2 separate regions of the Homo sapiens genome follow, and region 1 is linked to region 2. A link is an interaction called in ENCODE POLR2A ChIA-PET data of the cell type or tissue named here. Cell type or tissue: PC-9. All regions are shown on one strand. Links, peaks and the distances in the headings refer to the core of each region. The heading gives the core; the rest is flanking DNA.

What was found. Peaks named below come from ENCODE experiments on the same cell type or tissue, not always from the same donor. Only the 100,000 strongest peaks of a DNase experiment are listed, where the experiment ranks them.
Region 1: POLR2A ChIA-PET joins it to region 2 with 5 read pairs; 2 of 35 experiments call an interaction of 5 or more read pairs at or near these places.

What each region holds. Positions count from the first base shown.
Region 1 is chr5:103,385,728-103,392,764 of GRCh38, reverse strand. No RefSeq gene overlaps it. Among named protein-coding and RNA genes, the nearest start is that of MACIR, 130 kb to the right of the region's middle. In PC-9, for the core only: no CTCF peak of the experiment used is centred there; no DNase peak of the experiment used is centred there.
Region 2 is chr5:103,441,221-103,448,257 of GRCh38, reverse strand. It overlaps the pseudogene PDZPH1P. Among named protein-coding and RNA genes, the nearest start is that of LINC02115, 97 kb to the left of the region's middle. RefSeq lists a silencer at 5,060-5,278. In PC-9, for the core only: no CTCF peak of the experiment used is centred there; a DNase peak (open chromatin) is centred at 3,757; H3K4me3 peaks cover 1,302 bases; H3K27ac peaks cover 1,570 bases.

The DNA of each region.
Region 1 (7,037 bases), core at 1,309-5,308, 55 kb after region 2:
AAACCTGTGCTTTGATAAATGCTCTTGTGTCTTATCTCCCCAATATCTTAAGGTGAGGTATTTATGATTGAGGACACAGCTGTGGAATGGATTCAACTTGTTTGGGCACCAAAACCCCGGAAAGGCCACATGGTATAATGCAAAGAGAGAGAGATCCAAATTCCCAGCACCCCAATGGCTGTGTCACGTTGAGTGTATTATTTAACTTCTATAAGCCTCAGTTTTCTCACTGGGAAAAAGTAGGTTGATGTAGGTATGAAGTTGCAGAGCATATGAAAATTACCTGGCATGATTCTGGGCTCACAGTAGATACTCAAGGAGTGTTCATCAAAGCCATAACAACTGTGTGTGTGCACCAGGTATGAAATTATTTGCAGACTTCTAAAAATTTAACTAAAATTTAACTCTCCCAATGAAATAGATGCTATTGTTATCACCATCTTAAAGATGAAGAAACAGAAGCTGAGAGGCCCTAAGTAAATTGCTCCATTGGTAAAGTTGGTAAAAGAGTTGGTACTCAACCCAAATCTGGCTCCAAAGCCAAGCAATTAACTCACTCCACTAGCACAACATGCGTATGCGGGGAGTTCCTGAATCCAAGCCAATTCCCACCACCTCAGGATAAATCAGAAGCCATGTACCTTAATATTCCATTGCCATCTTACATTCCTTACAGAGGATCACAAAGGAAAAGGAGTGCCATTCCATTTTGACTTTTCTGTTTTATTTTCTCTCAACTAAAATGGCACAATCTGGAAGATCTTTTGCTTAACTCTATTTATTAAGAAAAAATAGACTGGAGTGAGCATAGCTTGGGTGGGATTCCTATTACTCTGTGCAGTAAGTGGTTTATCACACACAACCACACCGTGACAGATTAGTTCCGGTGATAGAAATGGCCCGCGAGCAGCATACCACTTTGTCACTTATCGCCAAAGAAAAGCTGTCTCCACAAAGATGATGTCTCCAAAGTGATGATGTACTTTGTCTGACAAATCAGCAAAGTGCAAAATGCAAAATGCAAAATAGCATAAGCTCAAAAAGACTGTCCATTAAAAAAAACTTCCATTATTATATATTCTATTTATAGGGAATTAGAATTTATAAGGAACATTACATATGTTTACATGTAAATTAGTTACCGATAAACAAAAGGGAAGATAAATCAATAATTATTTTAATAATAGCTGTGACGTCTATATTCTAGGAGAGTTGCAGGAATAGGAAAAAAAAATAAGTACATGAAGAAGCATTTTGAGAATTATGGCTGGGTACGGTGGCTCATGCCTGTAATCCCAGAACTTTGAGAGGCCAGGGAAGGCAGATTATTTGAGTTCAAGACCAGCCTAGGCAACATACAGAGACCCCCATCTCTACAGAAATTTTTTAAAAATTAGCCAGGTGCCATCGGGTATGCCTGTGGTCCCAGCTACTCAGGAGGCCTAAATGGGAGGATTGCTTCAGCCCAGGAGGTTAAAGATGCAGTAAGCCATGATCACACACTGCACTCCACCTTGGGTGACACAGGGAGACCCTGTCTCAATAAATAAGAAAATTATTTTTCATTCATTTATACCACAAAAAATTATTATGTGCATATTACATGCCTGGCACTATTCTAGGCACTGGGGATGCAGCAATAAGCAAAACAAATAAAAATATGTAACATCAAAACAGCAAATACCTTACCATCATGAAACTGGATACCCTTTTAATGCAAATATTGAATATGATACAAATATTAGTCATTTTTGTTTTCTTAGTTTTGGGATTTCACTCCTATTTAAATGACACTACGCTCCTTTAATTAATTACTTGGCCTTACCAATTTACCAGTTTCCTAAGAGTTCATTTTGATAAGAGAAGGGGGACATAAAAAGGAATATGTAAGGTGAAGGCACTGGGAGTCTGTGCCAGGTAAGATTGTGGAGTAGAAAGAGGAAGGAGGAGAGTGGTGTCTCTCACAATTTTGTCTACCAAAACAGTGGCATCACAAAAGAAATTTCACTATTAATACAGTCTAAGTAAACCACCTGCTACTGCTTTCAAAAAAAAATCACTCAACACATTTCAAAGTCAGATAGAAACAATGTGTCTGGTCTGAATTACTATTCCTTCCATTAGCATGGATAATCAAGAGTTTACTGTGTGTGTTCAATCAAAGCTAGCCTCAAGCGAGTCCTAAAATATAGCAATTACATGGTTTTCTCCCACTCCTGCCTTGCACAATGGATCCTGAAGGAGAAGAAAGCTTCAAACAGGCTGAAGCATAATTCTTAGTGCGTGGGTAAATCTGAAAAAGTACAGCATTTTAAAATAGGTAGGAGAAAGGAGCAGGGGTGTGTCCTACCCTAAAACATCAAGAATAGTCCCTTTTTAGAGGAAAGAAGATGAGGCCAGAGTGACAAAATGAGATCTAATTGGTTACTCTTTACTTCTAAAAGAAGATCCCAGGGTATTGAGACCATAGGCCAATCCAAAACAGTACTTAGCCGAAGCAGGCTACTGAAAGCTACTTAGTAATAAAAAGAGAAAAGAGAGAGAGAAAGAGAGAGAGAGAGAAAGACAGACAGAAAGAGAGGGGGCGATTGTCAGATCTCTGTGAGAAGGAATGGCACCATTATGCTTGCATTTTCAGAAGTGGCCCTCCTCTTATCCTAGTTTCAAAAGAAGCCCCCTCTATTCACCTTCTCATTAAAAACAGCCTCTCTAGAAAAAAATGCTGAGACCACACAAAGCAGGACATTCATCACTAGGGCAACCCGTGTACTCAATGAAAGCTAGAGAGCACAAAGGGCTCGCTTAAGGCTTTGCAGGGAAGCTGGTTCTCTCTGCCTCTCAAACCATATTTCAGATTTAATGGTAGACTCAGGTGTGAAACATGTTCTATTTTTTGTTTGTTTCTACTAGGGGTACTTATGAAGAATGAAATCGTCCCTTTAACTTTACTTTTTAAAGCAAGTAAGTTCTTGGGTGGCATTAAGCACCAATTTTTTATTTACTAAGACATCACCAGCTACATACCAACCCATTTTATGCCATCCCATTTGTAACATCTAAATTCAATGTGGGCAATTGTCTCCCAGGATGGCCTAGATATTAAATCTGCAAGGACAAGTCACATATACCTCTTCCCAGCTTTGCCCCTACCTGCCTCTTCCTCCCCACTGCCTTTCACCCATCCTCCCTGTTAAAGACTTCCCCAAACCCAGCCCCCTGCCCACACACACACAGAAACACACACACATTGCCTTAGGGCCGGCAGCAGCCTACCTAGCAATAGTACAAATATAATGTGTGAAATGACACCAGAATCTGGCTACAGCACTATTCACACATATAATGAAATTTGCTGCAAGTCATTGTCTTACGTAGTCTTTTTAAGGGCTTTGAGAGATTAAAATTCTAAAATACAAATCTCCATTCAATAGAGGCAAGGGGCAGACAGTCTTGCAGCAAAGCCATCACACACTCACTTTCAGGTCATGTGCATCCCTGATCAGCCCTGCTTTCCTCCTGGGCATACTTACAGATCTCTTCCTTTTCCTAGAGATGGAATAAAATCACTACATTTGGCCAGAATAATAATATTGTACCACAGCTTTATTTTAATTTGCTGTTGACAAAGCTTTTTTCTCAGTCACTTCTCAGAGAAATAACATCTCCTGAGAAATCATCTTTATCATATTAGAATCTCAAGCAGAAGTTCCATTGTGGACACCTGGGGCAATTTTCTCAGATATAGGACAGACTTCAGCTGGAGTGTGAAATTGGATCTTTTTTCTTTTTTGAGTATTCCTAAGGATGGAGTGAATTGGTTTTGTACTTGTTTCATAAACTATTCTTTCATTTTGTTTTAAATATACTCAAATCACCTAAAGGAGAATCTTAGAAGAAACTCAGCTGAAATACCAGCTAACTCTCACATTTACCAAAATAATTAGAGAGGACAGAAAAATGACCCTATAGAATTAATAATAACCAAAAAAAAAAAAGTATCAAGTTCTGAGTCAGGTTCCAGGGAGTTCAAGGTTAGTAACACATAAATTCTGCTCTTGTGATGTTTTCTCTTCAGTGAAAATAAATAGGACAGACTATCCATTTTGAAAATGTTCAGCATTTCAGAATAGGTAATGCCTTGTGAGTATCCACCTAAACAAGGGTTCTTTTAGGTCAATTTTCTTGAGTTTAAAGGGGTCCTGAGATCAAAATGTTTGAAAACCACTGTTTTAGCAGATTGAGAAGAAAGGAAACAGAGAGGTAAGGTAAGGTGCTGAAGATGAGGAGATGCTGGGAGCAGGGGAAGAGTAGGAGATTGGAGAAATGTGGGGAATATTTGAGTTAGTTCCTAAGGGGAATGTGAGGGATATGACGACTGAGAACAGGCAGAACTGCTAGGTAGCATCGAGAGTACTGCTAACTCAAGTTGAAGACCATCAATTTATAGTGAACCAAATCACTGGATTAAACATTTTATTAACTTTATTATGAAATGTAATATACATATTAAAATGTATGTACATATATATTTATGATTAACAGGCATAAAACAACCCCAATAAAAAGGGGGCAAAGGACATGAACAAACACTTTTCAAAAGAAGACATATATGCAGCGAATGTGAAAAAATTCTCAACATCACTATCATCAGAGAAATGAAAATCAAAACCATAATGAGATACCATCTCACACCAGTCAAAACAACTATTACTTAAAAGTCAAAAAATAACATGCTGGTGAGGCTATGGAGAAAAGAGAATGCTTATACACTGCTGTTGGGAGTGTAAATTAGTTCAGCCACTGTGGAAAGTAGTTCGGAGATTTCTCAAAGAACTTAAAACAGAACTACCATTTGACTCAGAAATCCTATTACTGAGTATATACACAAAGTAATATAGATCATTCTACCATAAAAACACATACAGGCTTATGTTCATCACAGCATTATTCACAATAGCAAAGACATGGAATCAACCTAAATGTCCATTAACAGTAGACTGAGTAAAGAAAAATGTGATACATATACACCATAGAATACTATGCAACCATAAAAAAGAATGAGATAATGTTCTTTGCAGCAACATGGATGGAGCTGGAGGCCTTTATCCTAAGCAAACTAACACAGAAACAGAAAACCAAACACCACAAGTTCTTACTTGTAAGTGGGAGCTAAATATTGAGTACACGAAAACACAAAGAAGGGAAAAACAGACACTGGGGCCTACTTGAGGATGGAGGCTGGGAGGAGGGAAAGGATCAAAAAACTACCTATTGGGTGCTATGCTTATTACCAGTGTGACAAAACAATATGTATGCCAAACACCCACAACATGTAATTTATCTATAGAACAAACCTGCGCATGTACCCCGAAACCAAAAGTTATAACTATTTAACGATAAATATGTATATTTTAAAGTTTATCAATACATTTACACTCGTGCCAGATAATGAAGGACCATAGAATGCTTTCACTGAGTTTTCTCATTTAACATGTCATTATTAATCATGTATTTTTATACTATGCTTTAACTCTACATTATTATCTACAGTAAGTGTTCATTTATATTTACCCTGTATTTATTACTTTCTTTATTCTTCATTTCTTCTTTCATTTTAGGTTTTTCACTTGGGCTCACCCTTTCCTAGTGTGAATTTCCTTTAGTGATGGTATGCTAGGGGTAATGTGCCCTATTTTTATTTGTCTAAAAATGATCTTATTTCATCTTTATTTTTTACAGATTTTTCTCTGGGTATAGAACTTTAACTTGGCAGGGTTTTTTTTCCCCCAAATATTTGGTAATATCATTCCAATGACTTCTGGTTTTCATTGCTGATTGTGGAAGTCAGCAATAGGGCTAAATATTGCTCCTTTGAAAGTACTGACATAATTCTCTAGCCACTTTGAAATGATTCTCTTTGGTGTTGTGAGGTTTTATTGTAAAATAACCAGGTATGACATTCATATTTAATCTACTTGGTTTTTGAATCTGATTGATTTTTGAATAATTGGGTTAGTTTATTTCGGTTGTGTAAAACTCTCAATCATTTCCTCAAAAATTGCCTTTGTCCTCATTTTCCCTCTCCTTATACCTTCTTCCATGAATTTTAACCTCTCCTTTTGTACCTTTCTCCTTTTTGTCTCCCCATTACTTATTTTATGTATTTTCTTTTCTTTTCATCTATATTTCCATTCACTTTCCCTCTAGTTGTAGATCCAGACATTGGGTTTAATTTGGGTTACCTTTTTTTTATGTCTAGAAATATTACTAGGCTCTTTTTCATGTCTAGTAGGTCAAGTTTTATAGTTTTGTGTTTGCTGCTTATTTCTTCAAATAGAGTAAGCATAGATGTTTACAATTTATACCCAATTATTTCGATATGTTAAATCTTTGTAGACCAATTGTTTCTGTTAGTCCTAATGTTTTCTACTTATGATTTTCTATTGCCGTATGTACTTGCCTTTATTTTTGACAATATAATTTTCATTTGTCCAGAAAAATATTTATGGGGATTCCCTGAGGTCTAGAATATAGTTACCTTCCTCCTAAGAGAATGTGAATTTACTTCTGTCTGGAAACCAAAGGCAATGCCAGGTTAGAACCACCCTGAAACAAATTCATGGCTTGAGATTTCCCTGGACCACCCAAAATATATGAACTCAGTCTGCAAATCTGCACAAAATTTAGCCTGTGTCCAAAACTTTCAAAGAGTAATTTTTCCTTTCCTTTATTTCTTCTCCACTGTATAGTTCCAAAGCAAACTTTCCAGCAGTTTCTTTCTGATTCCCCTTTTCCTTGACAGCCTAGCCTTTTGAGGTTATGGCTTAACATGGGGGCAGTGTTGAGTGCAGCAAAGCAGCTGTAGCCAGACTGCCTCTCTCTAGATTACTCCTCTCTGGGCAGGGCATCTCTGAAAGAAAGGCAGCAGCCCCAGTCTGGGGATTATACATAAAACTCCCATCTCCCTGGGACAGAGCACCTGGGGGAAGGGGTGGCTGTGGGTGCAGCTTCAGCAGACTTAAATGTTCCTGACTGCC
Region 2 (7,037 bases), core at 1,645-5,644:
ATATGCCGTCTCTACTAAAAATACAAAAATTAGCCAGGCATGGTGGCATGCACCTGTAGTCCCAGCTACTCAGGAGGCTGAGACAGAAGAATTATGAACCCAGGAGGTGGAGTTTGCAGTGAGCCAAGATCGCGCCAATGCACTTCAGCCTGGGTGACATAGCGAGACTCGGTCTCAAAACAAAACAAAACAAAACAAAACAAAACAAAACAAAAAAAATTTCACATAAATAGACTACTTAAAACGGATGTGGGAAAATATCATAGCTAGAAAATTTGGAGTTTCATGGAACATAATCCATAAAAAAATCTTATTGGTTTTATTTTCATTTCAGATCCAAAAAACAATCAATCAAAACCATCATTTTAGTCCTCCTTTCCTCTCTCTTTTTCTCCCTTATCTGCTGACAGTGCCCATATTGAACATCTTTCTTATCAATTACAGGATGAAGGAAAATGGCCACCTCTAGAAGTAATAAAATTAGAAGGTGCAGAAGTTAGCATTGATAGCAGCTTGGGAAAACCATTTGTGTTTAACTGTGTGCCTCAGTCTGGAAATAGGACTTTTTGCCTCTATGCAACCTCAAACCAAGAAATGAAAAGGTAATTCACTAATCTTTTATCTTACATAGTTTCACTTTGAATGAGGGAAATGCTTCTTCCACAGCAAACTTACAGATTCTTAAGATCGGAAGCAGGAAACAACAGATTCACAGTATGAGTCAATAAATATCTTTTTTCCCACCCACCCCCCTTAGGTAGGAAAAGTTTGATTCTTCATTTTCCCTCCAGATTTGTTCTAACTATTTCCAAAGAACGTAAGGATCATACGCTAACTCACCTTAGGTCTCCATTTTTTCTTGAAAAATGTAATTATTACTGCAGATCTCATCTAGCATTTCCAAAACTTGCCAAGTGTATGTATTTTAAGCTAATTGGATGAATAAATAGTTGTAGGTATAAAAATAATTTATCAGGATCACAACTTAATAAAATATAGTGAGAAAAGCAAAATACTCATAATAATGTAGCTTTGCAGAGGAATGAAACTAGTTGATATCTTCACATACAACCAAAATGGAGGAGGATTGTGCTTACAATCTAAGAGGGTAGCCTATGAGCTCTGATCATTTAGCCACCATAATCATTACTCAGTCCCTGAGGGAATGGAGATCATAGGTCAATCCAATGAGTCGACTGAAAACTATTGAAAGTAATGCTAGAGTGAGGGGTGAGATATAGTGGCGGACAAAAAGTAAATGACAAAAAGGCCACAGGTCAACAGTGTTTAGTATCAATGACACATTTCCTGAAGAACGTTTGGGCCCAGCTCCAATCTTCAAGGTAGTCCTAGGCTGAAACATATTAGGCAAACAATACACCATCTCTATTTGTGGAACATTGTAATATTCAAAAGCATGGCACTCTAAAAGACAAACAAGAAAACATGATAACAATTTGATTGTACTTCAATTAATGCACAAAATATTTATTGGCCATCTAGTATGTCCAAAGACACTGTCTTAAGATCTCTAAAGATTATTAGTATAGTGAAGAGCCAATCCTTGCCCTCAAAAAAACCCTCTTAACTAAGAAGATAGGGCATTTATTTCAATATATTGAATCCAAAATAAAAATTGAGAAGTGCAATAGGAAAAGACAAAGTGGCATAAGAATTGAGAGTAGGAAGAGAGGTTTTCTAGATGGGGGTATGAAAGAGTTGTTTATAAAGGGTATGGTATAGGATTGGATAAGCATATAACAGAGAAGTAGAACATAGGATGGCAAATGGAATAAATCAAGCTTTGGGGAGAGTAGCAGGCAGTATAATTTGATTGGAAGTTAGGGGATTAAAAGAAAATTTAAAAAGATTAGCAAGATAGGGTGGGCTGAATAGGCTGGTGCCTAGCTAAGGAGGCAAAACTAAGAAAATTCAGTCCTCAGGGAGGGGCGTTAATGGTGTGCTAAAGGAGGCCTCTATGTCCAAGGAACACTTAGGGAAAGACTCAGGACAATGATTATTTACCAGTCTTTCCATATTTTAATAGTCAGTACCTTACAGTTAATATACCAATTGTTATTAACTTTGTTGGTGTTAATAAATTCATATATCTTTGTAAAGACTGACTACATTTATTCTCAGGCATTAAGTAAACTATAGTAAAGGAGAAGGATAAGAATATTTCAAATATGCCAAATGGAAGTGCGATTTTGCCACCTAGTAACACCAATTTTGCAAATGTGTCACCCTTCAACTATAAACTTAGAGCAATGAAATATATCTGAGCCTCAAGACTGTTCTGCCTCAACAATGGGTTCAGTAGAAACAACAAGCTCCTCCAAGTGATATTTATCCAGTTCCCCAAGGACATCTCCTCTCACTTTACTGTCTTTCAGGTGGCTTGAGGCAATGGACAAAGCGGCCCGTCTTGTCCGCCAGGTAAAATTTCCTTGATATTTATCTCTTCTTTCATTTTGCATTTCTTCTCAGAGGGAGAAAGGAACATGTTAGATGTCATGCAGTCTACCCCGGGACGTCTCAGATGTGTTCTAAAAGCTGGGAAAGAGGATCTTAAGACAACAGGGTTTTTTGCTCAGTTCCTATGGGGGAGCTTGCATTCCTGCTGCTCTTTTCATTTTCAGGAGTTTGTATGCCATCCTTCTCAGTAAGACTCAGTGGGGAGTCACAAACTGGGGTGGAATTTCTGTTTCACATGAAGAAGTCCAGTAGTTCCCCATGGATGACAAACCACTGCTGCTGTTTTCTTTTTACTCTCCAAATATAAGATCTCAGGGATATCTCAGGATGGTGCTATTGATTGAGCAGCTTACTAGAAAATGAGTGTGTTATAATTCAGAAATACAGTGCTTTATGTTAGCATCCTTGTTCTGTAGACATATAAGGCCAATTTTCACAATTCCTGCCCATTCATGATTCCAAGCTTTGGAGCAAGATGGTTTTTAATTTAAATTTCACCTACAAACTGATAGATAACTTTATAACATCAACAGGCGAGTCATCACCTCAATGTCTAAGGCATTTGATATTTCTCTTTCTGAACTTGTTCTACAAACTGTTAGGGGAAAAATTGCTTTAATACCAATTGTTTCATTTTTATGATATAGATATGATTTCTAATGAGATTATAGATTTCCTTTAAATATGCTCATTTCCTCACAAAATGGTATACAAGCAAAAGTAATTATCAATTGTCTTCTCTACATATTTTGGCTCTGTGCCTTTGGGAAAATTTGGATTGTTTGAGCTTAAATGTACTGCCAGGTACCCTGTAACTGTCCTTTCAGAACAATAACAAGCATCATCATTGACAAACAACAGGACTTGTGTTTCATTTTACCTGGAACACAACGTTGAGCACACACATTCATCTCTCCAATGTGTCATCCTAATGAGCCTCAATATTTTTAAGAGGCATTTATTCTGCTAATGCACTCAGAGTCTGAAGCAAAGTGGAAAAAATGAACACCCAAACTCCCAGCAGGCTCCCATTTCGCAGCAAAGAACACAGCAAACTCTGCCTTCTGAAATCATTTGCCCTGCCATGTTAAAACTAAAGAGCAAAAATGAAACCAAACAAAGAAGAGGAACTGGCAAGTACAGGCAGGGCATTCTGATAAAGAGATAAAGCACAGTGCTCCCAGCCTCAGGTCACAGTTCCCAGAGTTCCCTCCCAGTTCCCAGGCCTGTGGAGGAAGGGCTGCCCTCCAGAGAAGAGAATTTTAATTTATCTTTGGCCTTCATGTCACTGACTGTGAAAGCCTAAGACCTGAGTTGGCCTGGGGCATTTAACTAGTTCCATTGCACAAAGGAGAGTTACAGGTAAGGAAAAGCACGAACCAAGGATTGCTATTCGTCACAGTGGACATACCAGGAACAGGGCTAGGAAGACAATCCCAATGGTGAGTGAGGTAACATCTTCCCAGACATGTTACCTAACTTATCAGGCTCAGCGCTTATAGACAGGGGCATTAAAAACAGTCTTTGCTAAGGTGCTTGTTTCCATTGCCTTTCTATACATGATTCCCTGTTCTTTGACTGATATACTTTTGATTTCCTCAGAATAAAATAGAAGCCAAAAAGAAGGGATGTCTATGGACACGAGAAGGAAAAAGAGTACTTCCCTATAGACAATGGATAAGTTTAGGTTTTCTGGCTAGTTGCTCGGGTATTCAGATTGTCTTAGCAAGAACCACGTAGGGCAGTGGCTTCCCTAGTGTCAGACAGACTTGGTCTGGGAGTTGAAGACTTTTGGCACAGGATGACCACTCAGCTGACCCTTTTATGTTACACCTGCAGAGCCATGTCTGGGAAGATGTTACTCTGCACAACAGTAGCCTCCCACCTCTGGCTATCAAGAACCCAGGGTGTCTGGGTCTTCTGCACCAGCTGGATATAAACACGGACATGTGGGTCCTGCACTATTGCATCTTGAAAGGATGGTTGGCTTGTATTTCTATGATAACAATCGCTCTACCCAAGCCTCAGGTATGGACTCAAATTTCACTTGAAATAATAGTAATTACAATAATAATAGTAGCAACATATTAGTTTTATTGATCTTCTACCTGGCCCTGTGCCATGTGCTTTACCTAAATTCTTCCATCAGTCCTCCAGAGAAGAGGTATTATTACTGTTCCCATTTTACAAATTAGAATGGGAAAGTGGCTGCAAAGTGTACATAACTTGACAAGATCACATGTAGTAAGTAATGAAGGTGGGATCTGAAGACAGCCAGGCTAACTCCAATGTACCCTTCACCTCACATTCTATTGCCTGGAAAAGTGAAAAGTAAATTCCTTTATTCTTTTTGTCATTGATGCATTCAGAGTCAATACCAATAGTTTTCTTAGGTAGTGACTTCTCTCTTTTCTCATAATGCCTAAGTCATTGTTATTGTGTAATTTATAAAGAGAAGAGGTTTATTTAGCTCACAGTTCTGCAGGCTGTACAAGAAGCATGGTGCCAGCATTTGTTTCTGGTCAGGGCCTCAGACTGCTTCCACTCATGGTGGAAAGGGAAAGCAAGTCAGCATATGCAAAGATCACACGGCAAGAGAGAAAGTGAGAGAACAGGGAGGTGCTAGGCTCTTTTAACAACCAACTCTTGCAGGAACTAACAGAGCAAAACTCACTCATTAACACGAAAACGGCACCAAGCCATTCATGAGGGATCTTCTCACATGACCCAAGCACTTCTCATTAGGCCCTTTCTCCAACACTGGGGATCTTTCCAGTTTGGAGGGGTCAAATATCCAACCATAGCATTCCACCCCTGACATCCCATAATTCATGTTCTTCTCATATTGCAAAATACGATCATCCCTTGCCACCCCCGTGACCCAAATACCTCCCATTAGCCCCGCTCCTCCAACATTGGGATCAAATTTCAACATGAGGTTTAAAGTGGTCAAATATTCAAATTATAGCACATAGTAGTCCTAATTTGGACAAGTGAGTAACAACAACAACAAAAAAACACATATTAACTATTTTCTTTGGGCAAATTGCTTAACTTCCTAAAACTTAGTTTCCTCATTAATAAAATGGGAATAACAGCTATCAATCTTCCACAAAACTGTTGTGAAGATCAAATGAGTCATTGCTATTAAAGTGATTTAAGAAAGCTCTATACAAAGTTTTCTTACATATATTATTAGATATATTTTATGTTTTACTGTATGTATTTTATTATGTATTATACTTATTAAATTATATATAATAGTTTAAAGTTATATGTACAAATGATCATACAAATAATATAATTTAATAAAATAATTGCACCTGATTTCCACAAAATAAATTACTTAACTTTCTTATAATTTTTGACAAAATATATCATTGGTGTTCTATTTGCAGTTAAATTTTTCCCATATGAATAATCTTTAAATAATTAGCAGTAATTAGCAATTGTGAACATCCTGGAATCTCAGTCATTTAATTTCTTCTTTTAGGATTAATGCTTATGTTTAGATAGGTAGACATGCCAAATTGGAAGGAGGCATCCAGTGACCATTTTGACCTTGGAAGTGTACAAGAGGTACAAAGTGAGCAACACACCATGGCCCGTTTTTCATCACTCAAGATGAACAATGAAATGAGTCTTCTCCACCCTCCCTTCCATTTTAAAACATGACCCTAACATCATTCCACTATGAAGAGATAGTCTTTCTAAGCCCTTACAAAACAGGCTGTTTCTATTCAACCCCAAATTCTTAGTTTTAAACAGCTGATAGCAGGATGGGAATTAAGGTAAACAAAACAATTAAACCTCCAAAGTAGTCACTGACTGGGACTTTTAGTATAAAATATCACTATAAACGTCTGAACTCCTTTAATTACCAAATCAATTAAGCTAATTTTCAAGGGACTGTTTTCATAGACAGAAAGAAAATGCTTGGGATCGAATCCACAGATTACTCCAAATTCAGAACTGTTAGCAAAGTGCTTTTAAACCCCTGGGGCCCAGAGACTGCCACTGATTACAAGAGGTTAAAAATAGTAATGACAGCCACTAGGTGGCTTTTCTTATCCCAAAAGGTCAGAGGCCCTACTTGAACAGAAAAGTCCTAATTAAAGAGCTGCAAAAACTGGTCTATTAAATAGCTTAAATATAATAACAGCAAAAGCAGCAGCTGTCATTCAGTGAGAGCAGCTCTTGTACTAGGCACTCTGTTGAGTGCTTTTACTTATTATTTCATTTAATTTCTACAACAACCCTATAAGGTAGGTTATAGGTTATTATCCCACCTACAGGTTTAGAAACTGATGCTTAGCAAGGTTAAATAATTTGCCTAAGTTCTCCTAAATAGTAAATGGTGAAGACAGAATTTGAACCCAGGTAGCCTAACTTATCAATAAAAAGAAAAAAATTGATGAAGAAGAAGAAAATGAAATTCCTGTTTATATTCAGCTCTTATCGTTGCATAACTCTTTCTAGAGATGTCTATCATTCTTTGTTGCCTCTAGAGCACGCCAGGGCCTTATATTTTGTCCAGAAGCTCCTGTTTCTGGCCTTAT